Linked DNA regions of Homo sapiens: region 2 is linked to region 1. The links are chromatin contacts, found by Hi-C in ENCODE. All regions are on one chromosome and are shown on one strand. Each heading gives the region's core, a stretch centred on a gene start or an enhancer-like site at or near the end of the contact. The rest is flanking DNA. Distances are from core to core; before and after follow the strand shown.

Region 1 (5,135 bases), core at 1,245-3,744:
CCAAGTGTATAACTGAGGTCCTAAAAATTGATCAATTTGATCTGCCACTCCGTAAGGGTCATCTAGTAATGGCTTAAGCTCCTTTTTTAAACTCTGGAATTCTGAACTGGTTAAGGGAGTATCCATGAAGTCAATGGTTCCTCCTCCTTGTGGCACCTATCTTAAGGGAAGGAGATCAGGGGCTGACTCTTTAGTTGTAGAGGGAAAAGGGAAGTTTCGGATATCCTTTTTATATTGTTCTATTTCACATTGGAGTCCCTTTAGGGAGGGGTCCTTAGGCTGTTAGGGGACAGACTCTTGGGATGATAATTTCCAAGAGTCAGGATTGTAAGGAGGGGGAATAACGTGAGTAGGTGAAGAATCTGGAGCAGGATCTTGGGCAGCAGCAGCTGTCTGAGGAGAGGGCTTGGGGTCACTGAGCAGGGGAAGATGGTCTAGGGGATCCCATATGCTGGAGTCTTTGCGCATGGGAACTAACTTATGTAATTTTTCCTTTTGTGATGTTACATTGGGTTCTTCCCTAGTTGTCTTTAAGGGGAAAAGGACAGGTCTCTGCCTCCAACAAAGAGCATAGTCTAGTTCCTCTTGAGAAACGAGGCTTTTATCATTTACATATTGAATGAAAAGCTGACACATTACATCTTCATTCGACCCAAACTTTGGTCAGAAGATTTGAGGGTTTGAAGATGGGTCTCTGAGTCCAAATAAAACAGCAATATTTTATCATTTGTTGCTTTTTCTTATGTTTAGTCCTCTCATTATTTTTCCAGTATTTTAACATGAGACCTAGGGGACTATGAGGGGGAATCATCTTTGTTGGTATTTTTATCCTTTTTACTCCCTGTCTTGCTTAGGGTATTTCCCATGTTGGGTCCTAGTTAGGCTTAATCCCTCATACTAGAGATTTCTTGCCTATCTTTTAGCCCCACCTGCTGGAGGATCCTTGCACCCTTCTTTTGCTTCATCCACTCTGGCCGCTTCCCTTTTGGGTGTCTAGGCCCCTCTTGGTATTGGCATGCCAGTTTGAACCCCATGGCAGGATCTGTCCTAAGCCGTATGAGGTGACCATGGAACCGCAGATAGGACCCACTCACTCCACACAGCGGTAGTGCGTAGTACCATTCACACAAGCAGCACTGCAAGCAGTAGTGTTTGTGATCATTTAAACACACTTTTAACCTCCAGAATATCTTGACCAGCAAGGAAATACTTCGTCACCCCTGCGACATTGCTTAACTTGGTCTGTGTACAGAGTTACCTGATTGCTGCGGTATGTGAGAATCCTTTCCCCAAGCTATCATCCTGTTTCCTTCTGGGTTGTTGAGAGCCCGAGTTTATTTGTCGCACTGGGTGGTTCCCCATCTCTCACCCTGAGGCCACCACAATGAGGCAATGGGACGCGTCTCCCCACGAGAAGTGAATGGAGACCCATTCCCTGGAGGAGAATGGGAATCCCGGGCAGGCGCCCAAAATTGTTGGAAGTAAATGCTCGGTGCCACAAAGTGAAAATAGCATTCAGACAAAAGTTTTCTCAACAAAACAATTTACTTCTATAGAAGGGTGAGTCTCATGGATAGAGCAATGGAGAGAGCACACCAGACAAGGGAGGGGAAGAGAGTCTTATCCTTAATGCAGTTAGTCCCTACTGCTGTGTCTTTCCTCTATTGACTAGGGTTAGACCGCACAGTCTAAGGTAATTCGGGTTGGCTATTTTAAAGAGAGCAGTGGTACAAGCTGAAATGGCAGGGTGAGTAGTTTTGGTGGGAGGGATGGTTACAAAACAGGTGACTAAGTATGACTAAGGACAGAGCAGGTGACTAAGGACAGAACAGGTGACTATAAGGATGACTAAAGACAGAGCAGATGACTAAGGACAGAGCAGGTGACTAAGGACAGAGAGGGTGATAGAGGTTAGGAGGGGGTTGTTTACTGAAACTAGGGACAAAGAGACGTAAAGAACAAGGAAGTTAAACTTTAAGATGAGGAACAAAGAACAGGGAAGCTGAACATAGTGACATATTGGTTCTTTAAAGAGAAATCTACTGTATCCTACAAGGCCTTAGTGCAGACCAAGTTGCATTACTTCTGTGGTATGGCAAACAGTCCTAAAATAAGCAGATATAAAACAAACAAAATCATACAGCATGTTTTCTATTAGGAATACAAAGGGAAAGCAAACGTAACATGTCTAGTCCTTAGTAAAACCTGGGTGACAAAAGAGAAGAGTGAAAAAGGGCAGCACATCATTGTGGTATATGTTTCTTATATATGTTTCTTAACGTCCTTTCGTTCTTTACGTCTCTTGTCCCTAGTTTCAATAAACAGCCCCCTCCTAATCTCTATCACCTGCTCTGTCCTTAGTCACCTCCTCTGTCTTTACTCATCCTTATAGTCACCTGTTCCATGCTTAGTCACCTGTTCTGTCCTTAGTCATCCTTAGTCACCTGTTTTGTAACCATCCTTCCCACCGAAACTACTCACCTCACCATTCCAGGTCATACCCCTGCTCTCTTTAAAGCAGCCAATTGGAATTACCTTAGACTGTGTGGTCTAACCCTAGTCAATAGGGGAAAGACACAGCAGTAGGGACTAGCTGCATTAAGGATAAGACGCTCTTCCCATCCCTTGTCTGGTGTGCTCTCTCCATTGCTCTATCCATGAGACTCACCCTTCTATAGAAGTAAATTGTCTTGTTGAGAAAACTTTTGTCTGAATGCTATTTTTACTTTGTGGCACTGAACATTTACTTCCAACAATTTTGGGGGCCTGCCTGGGATTCCCATTCTCCTCCAGGGAACAGGTCTCCATTCACTTCAAGTGGGGAAGAGCTTCACATACACCTTTATTTTTTATTTTCATTAATGTCACTAATTCACATTATAAAATGATGGTAAAACATTTACATAAGTGCTGGACTGCAGTTCAATGTGTTTTTAAGTGCAGAAACAAAGTTACCGTCTAAACTAAATTTTGTTCCATTTGACGTAAAAAGAGAAATATCTACTTAAAGCAATCTTTCGTTTTATAGGTGAATGAAATGCTAATCACAAATAATTCTCATATAATCAGTAAAGAAATCACTTATAAAGTCCTATAAGCTGACATTTTGTCCAGCTCAAGCTCCTGTTTGTACTTAAAATATTAAAATTATAAGTCTTGAAACTAATTCTAACTGGAGGATCCTGCTTGTTTGCAGTCTCTGCAAAACAGTTTCAATATAGTATATTTCAACTTCCTTTCAAGACGGAGACTATATTTCTGTTGTTGAAGCAATTAGGTGCATATTTTACCTACAACAATCAATAAGTAGACAGTCTGTTTCTTATACTCTTCTTCCACCACAGCTAGGTGTTAGACAAACACAAGTCATTCAGGCATTTTTAAAAGACCCTTCTTTCTGTTGCTATGTCCTCTAATTTCTGATTTCTGCCTGGGGGAGCTTACAGCAAGTATAACTCTCTTTTGTGGTGGCTAGGGAAGCTAAAAAAAAAAAGTTTTGCAAAACATAAAATAAAACACCCTTTTTATAAAAGCAAGGTGAAAAGTTCAAACATCCAGCTTCATTGGCAAATTGTGATTTGGCTCCATGAAAGTAAGTTTACTCCCTGATTCAGTGAGAAGATACATACTGATCCTTAGTAACTGCTTTGCCTGTGGCATGTGTGATAATCACATTATGTAGACCATTAATCTGCTTCCGGGTCTATTTGATGTCAATGACTCAGTTATATTTATGGATGGGGCAGATCTCAGTTTTACCTTTTAAAGTTACTTAAAGAGAATAAGCATAACAATATGTATTAGTTTTCTATTGTTGCCATAACAAACTAGCACAATGTTAGTGGCTTAAAACAACACTAAATTATGTTACTCTTCTGGCAGTCCTACATAGTCTCACTAGTCTCAAATCAAGGTATCAGCAGGGTTGCATTCCTTTCTGGAGGCTTTTAGGAGGATTGGTTTCATTGACTTTCCAATTTCTAGAGGCTACCCACATTTCCTGACTATGACCCCCTTTCTGCATCTTTAAAACGAGCAAAATTCATCCTCTGACAATCTTTTGTTATATATCTCTCTGATTGCAGCTGGGAAAAAGTTTCCATTTTTAAGAACTCGTATATTTAGACTGGGCCCATGTGAGTAATCCAGGATAATCTCCCCATTTAAAGATCCTTTACCTATGGCCAGCTGTGGTGGCTCTGCCTGTAATCCCCGCACTTTGGGAGGTCGAGGCGGGAGGCTTGCTTGAGGCCAGGAGTTTGACACCAGCCTGGGCAACATAGTGAGACCTCATCTCTACAACAAATAAAAAAAATTATCCAGTATCTGGGCATAGTGGCATATACCTCCAGTCCAAGCTACTTGAGCACTGAGATGGGAGAATCACTTGAGCCCAGGAGGTCGAGGCTACAGTGAGCGAAGATCATACCACTGCAGTCTAGCCTGGGTGACAGAGTGAGATCTTATATCAAAAAAAAAAAAAAAATTTCTTCACCTGAATAACATCAACCAAGTCCCTTTGGCCATGAGAGGTAACATATTAGGATATGAACAACTTTTCTTGAGGGGAGGAAGGGGTGGCATAATTCTGTCTACTATAGAATAGTTTAGGACAGCAATATCCAGAGCAAATTAAATGTGCAAATTTATTTTTGGTAGAATTTTTTTCTCCAATTAAATGAGTTTCTTTCAGCTCTTTCCCTGAAAGGTATTTTGATTTTCATTATATTTCATTCTTTTGATTATTTTCACTTAATAGATGTGAAAATTGAAGTTCATAAAATTATCAAAAGTCATGCTTCAAGATGTAGGAGGAGCCAAAGGCTGCATCAGGTGTTGGGTTCGAAGAGTCTTTCCTCCAGTGACCCATTGTTCTCCAAATTATTCACAAGAGAACAGACAAAAAAGTGATGTCCTAGAAAATCATAGGCCAGTCTCTCAACCAGAAAACTTCTGGGAATGCTATTTTTAAAGTCCTTAACAGATTTTTCTTACTGAAAGTCATAACAAATGTTTCCTCTAGAAAAAAATGTTTCTATTGAAGTATATTTGACAATTGAAAATTGTATATATTTAAGAAGTACAATTTGATGATTTGATATACATATTCATTGTGACATAAGTGCAACAGCCAA
Region 2 (5,135 bases), core at 1,914-4,413, 340 kb before region 1:
AATAACGTTAAACAAAATGACCAAGGACCTGCTGTATGTTTTAGCCTCTGCTTCTGAGTGTACTTGTGTTCAGCTCAAGTAAACCCCAGAAGCAATCCTATCAATTTTACATTTCTGGAAAAGGGCTCACTCATTTAGTAAAACATGGGATGAGGAATTCATATGTTACATAAATATGTATTTTCCAGGAAGGTTACTCCAAACTGTGCAGACACTGTAATAGAGTAGTGCCAAGAAATGATGCACCTTTATATAATAAGACATAAGAGAAAGTATAATTATGTAGAATATTACCCTAGTTCTAATAACAGTAAACTGTTACATTCGACCATAATAGCTACTTTGGACCAAATGCTATTCTGAGTGCTCTTTCTCCAGATGCTCTTCCACGCTCCCAGCCACACACAGGCATGCACATACACTTTTGATTCTTTAAGTCTATGGGGTACTATTATTGTCATTTCTATTGTACAGAAAAATGAGGTTAAGAGGAGTTGAGTGTGCTGTTCAAGGTTACACTTCTGATAAATAGGTAGCAGATCTAGAATTACAGCCCAGGTGTTTTTAACCTAGGATTTGTGGACTTAATCACTGGGTTTTTCTGCCCCTTGAATTTGGTATTTTTTTTCACTCAAGCCCATCACTTTGTAAATTAACCTGACAAAAACTGAGTTATCTCCTTTTCCTAGAAAATTATCATTTGAAAATTTTCTCCTGTTAATCTTTTAATTTAAGCTATATTGTACTTATTAGCACTTGGCTTCATTTCTTCTTCCCTCTGACATTCTTATTATTTGTCTCAGTGATATTTACTGCATTTTACAAGTGCTGTCAGTCTCTATATTGCGGGGTACCATGCATCCATTGTTTTTAATGTTCAAAAATATAAAAAAGAATCTTATACCAATTTTTGATTAACTTCACGAGACATAGATTAAAACATTTTCATTACTTTTTGTTTTCCATACAGTTCTATAACTAATTTTTTTTTTTTTTTTTTTTTTTTTTGAGATGGAATCTTGCTCTGTCGCCCAGGCTGGAGTACAGAGGAGCTATCTTGGCTCACTGCAACCTCTGCCTCCTGGGCTCAAACGATTCTCCTGCCTCAGCCTCCCGAGTAGATGGGACTACAGGCGAACGCCACCACGCCCATCTAATGTTTTGTATTTTTAGTAGAGATGGGGTTTCACCATGTTGGCCAGGCTGGTCTTGAACTCCTGACCTCAGGTGATCCGCCTGCCTCGACCTCCCAAAGCACTGGGATTACAGGCGTGATATAACCAGCATTTAATTGATACATTCTTGCAGATCCAAGCCAGGTTACTGAGACTTGAAAAAAAATTCTTAAGTTGCTTTTAGTTTTTTCCATCTTTAGTCACATGGAGGGAAGTTGGGTTTTGGCACAAGTTTATTGTAAACTCATAAACTCATAAACAATCAAAAACTGAAGAAAAAAATAAGGCCCACGATACCTGAAATTGTATTTTGATGGAAGTCAGATAAGTAATGTTGTCCTCCAAGAAAGTATAAAAGTTTACTACATTTGTATAGATACTGCTAGAAAATAAATTCACAAAAGTCCTGCTATGATTTGATTCACATCAAATTACTTTGTTCCTGGTGATTTCACAAATAGATTGAGAAAACTGACATTTAATTTCTTGTCTGTTTTATTAGAATTTTTTAAGCGGAAACAAAAGACTTAACTGTACACTAAGAAATCTCTGGGTTTTCATTGTGCCTACATTATATTGCCCTTCCATACTTAAGCCTTAAGATAAAAATCACCTGTCTACCGTCCACCAAAAAGTAATATTTTATTTTTAATCCAGAAAATTGGGTGCCCTTGCTGCATTTGAAAGATGGCTACACACAAGTATTGTGTACCAAAAAGAAATTATTTCCAATATGGGTTAATATTTTTACTATGGAGATGATAAGCTTTAAAATTTTAAATGGTAATTTACCTTTCAAATTAAAAATAAAGAATTATATGAAATTAAAAAAATACTTGTTTATGCATTTGGACACCTCCTGTTTCCACCACCATGCCTAGGCCAACCTTGAACCTCCAAATTTGTGGGTGGAACCTTGGTGCCCACTTGGACCCCCAAACTATCCTCTTCAGGTAAAGGCTCTGTGAGAACCAAGTGCAAGGTGATGGATGGGAGACTCAAGGAATGAGACAGCCAGGGAAAAACTAGGACAGTGAGGTTTCATTTTCAGACATAAAAAGATGTAGAATCAGTTGAAAAAAGGACCCTGTTCCTCTGCAGAGGCAACCACACTTCTGAAGACCTTAGACCTGGCACGGTGGCTCACGCCTGTAATCCCAGCATTTTGGGAGACTGAGGGGGAAGATCGCTTGACGCCAGGAGTTCAAGGCTCCAGCGAGCTGTGACTGTGCCACTGCACTCCAGCCTGGGTGACAGAGTGAGACCTTGTCTCGAACAAAACAAAACAAAACAAAAACGAGGTTGGGGGAAGACATTAGAGCCCTCTGATCTTCTAATAACTCCCAGGTCAACCTTGGGAGTCGTGTGGCCATGTGCTAAAGCGTCCTGGGACAACTGTAAGAGCTCTGGGAATCACTGGCAAATACAGGTGACAAACCTCATGGTTTGGCTAGTGTCTAAATGCGGTCCTTTCCACTTCTGAAAACCTGTCACAGAGGCAGAAGAAAAGGCATCTACTGTTGCAACGTTAGTGTCTACTCCTCCTCCTGTCGTTCATCACTGAGATCTAAGGTGACAGGAGCATTTTCAGCGCCTTCGCCTTGGGGTGCAAACCAGTAGCGCCCATTACGCAGTTAGGAATCCGTCTGCAGATACAATCATGGGAAACTTCCCCTTCCAACGGAACCTTGTGAGGCTTCTTTTATGCGAGGTCCATCTGAGCAGTTTCTAGGATTACCAAGTTTTCATACAGCCTCTGTTAGAACAGCAAGACGCAGCGGGCGGAGAGCTACATCCCTGTAGCTTGACTCCTGGCTGTGCGACTGCACGGTGACATCCAAGGCGGCGGAGCCACTGCCGGTACACGCTGGGCTATGGGGACAGGTTGGGCGTGGCTTTCAGGTCAGCCAGCAGCCAAAATGGGAAGGGAGGAGTCGCAGACGGATTACGCGAAGGCTCTATCCCACGAAAGGACTGGGTGCACCCCAGAACGAGGACGCGGAGCTTCCCTGTTCCAAGCAGCAACAGACTGAGAAAATCCAAGAAAGGAGGCCCGAGGGGCTGCTGTGGCCCCATCCTCCTGGCACCCGCGGCCCGGGCTCTGCGACGCCTTTCGCCCCACCTGCGGAAGCAGCGATGCCTGGCGGAGCCTGCGTGCTGGTGATCGCGCTGATGTTCCTGGCCTGGGGGGAAGGTAAGCGAGGTAGGGCGCGCGGGGGTGGGCGCGCAGTGGCGCCGCGTGGGCGGTAGAGGGACTAGGCTAGACTTTTTGGACGACTTGGGGAGCGTCCCTGTGCGTTTTAAGGCAGCAAGCGATGTTTGTTCCTCACCCGCCTCCTCTCTGTCCCTCTGCTGTCTTTGAAAAGGTCAATTTCCAGCTTGAAAACTCTACACTTTTCTTTTGCGCACATGCGGTTGTTGCCTCCTCTTACTCTACGACCCTTGGTTCTGTTTTTGGTTGTTTCCTGCTGTTATCCTGCTCTTTGAGGTCATTGTAATTTACTGTAAGAAACTTTCGCCGGATCTGCAAGGTATGCTAGCCGCAAGTGGACCTGAATTCTCAGAACAGAGTTGAATTCCATACTGCACGAATTCCACCTCCAACCGGACCCTCAGAAATAATTCATTGGTGAACATTTTATCCCTACAATAAATCACCAAGTTAAGTTTTGTATATCCGTATTATACTGTATTATGGTTTTTGTATATATATGTTAGAATCAGTTTTGGCACTGTAAAAGAGATCTCTGTGGAGCGAATACTCCCCTCCTACTTCTTTAATCCATGACAAAGAACATTTAGTTTAAAATACAGTGAAGTTAAACCAAAACTACTTTCATTAGCCCTTTTTGCTTGTTTTTTGTGTTCATACAGATAGGAATATTAATGAAAGGTGACTTGTTCTTATATTGCAAGTTTCCTTACGTTTTTCAGAAAAAGTCTGATCTGTGTTCAACCATCTGCAGCTTGAAAAAACATTATGTACAACATTTATAGCAGTCCAGGGTATAGTTTTGTCTTATCATTTTTTGATCTTAACTCATTTTACTGATGTAAGTTTGCTTTGTATAAGGGGAATACAAACACTATCCTATACAAAACTTAAAAATAAAATACTAAAATCAAATTTATTATTTTCTGCAATGATATTTTTTCTGGTCCTTCTTTGGTTTGCTTACAGCGTTACTAAATCTTTATGAATAACTTTAAAAAATACATGTAATAACATATATCTGTTCATTACAGTTAGATAAATATTTCCAGGAAAAAAATGACCAATGTTTATAAAGGAAGATGATTTCATGTTTACTATAGACCGCATAACCCTTTTTTGCCTCTATATAATAGCTTTGTAATCTCTCTGCTGAAGACAAATATTACCCATTACCAGGTTTTAAGTTCATAACATTGGTAACATTGTCAAGTTCTTTATGTTTAATGGAGTAAAACTAGAAGACGAGGTAAATGGAAAATGCATTTATTGAGACTTCTTTTTTTCAAATAGCTTTATTAAGATGTTCATATACCATACAAATCACTCAAAGTGTGCGACTCTATGGTTTTTCATTTTCACAGATATGTGTATATTCAGAGTATATTTACAGGTATATGCAGCGATGACCACAGTCAATTTTAGAACATATTTATCAATCAGAAAGAAATACTATACCCTGGGCTATCATGCCGCATGCCGGCTATCACCCTCCCTTTCTCCCCAGCGATAAGGAATTACTAATCTACTTTCTGTCTCATTGCATTTGCCTATTCTGGATATTTTATGTAAACTGAATCATATAATAGGTTGTCTTTTGTGACTGGCTTACTTCATCTAGCACAGTATTATCAAGGTTCATTCATCTTGTAGCATGTACCAGTATTTCATTCCTTTTTAAGATAGAATAATGTTCCATTGTGTGGATATACTATATTTTGTATGTACATTCATTTGTTGATGAACAT

Evidence for each region. Hi-C counts contacts between places; a loop is a spot of excess contacts on that map. Pooled maps may share reads with other maps.
Region 2: a loop to region 1 is called in a pooled map, with 3 times the contacts of the local background. The contact joins the promoter of VWDE here to the enhancer-like site in region 1. A Hi-C loop is called at or near these places in 6 of 50 pooled maps.

The regions. Positions count from the first base shown.
Region 1 is chr7:12,063,475-12,068,609 of GRCh38, reverse strand. The region is part of intron 1 of LOC124901589 (a long non-coding RNA gene); the gene reads left to right. Among named protein-coding and RNA genes, the nearest start is that of TMEM106B, 150 kb to the left of the region's middle. RefSeq lists an enhancer at 1,453-2,652. Within about 2 kb of position 2,494, at least 4 of the 41 ENCODE cell types and tissues checked have a DNase peak (open chromatin) inside an H3K27ac peak, as active enhancers do.
Region 2 is chr7:12,401,893-12,407,027 of GRCh38, reverse strand. It overlaps VWDE (von Willebrand factor D and EGF domains), which reads left to right and starts at 3,163. Exons shown (of 29, transcript NM_001135924.3): 1 at 3,163-3,369. The coding sequence starts at 3,312. LOC105375154 (a long non-coding RNA gene) reads right to left here and starts at 890. Exons shown (of 3, transcript XR_927035.4): 1 at 1-890. RefSeq lists silencers at 2,241-2,430, 3,368-3,417, 3,311-3,605 and enhancers at 2,742-3,307, 3,308-3,875.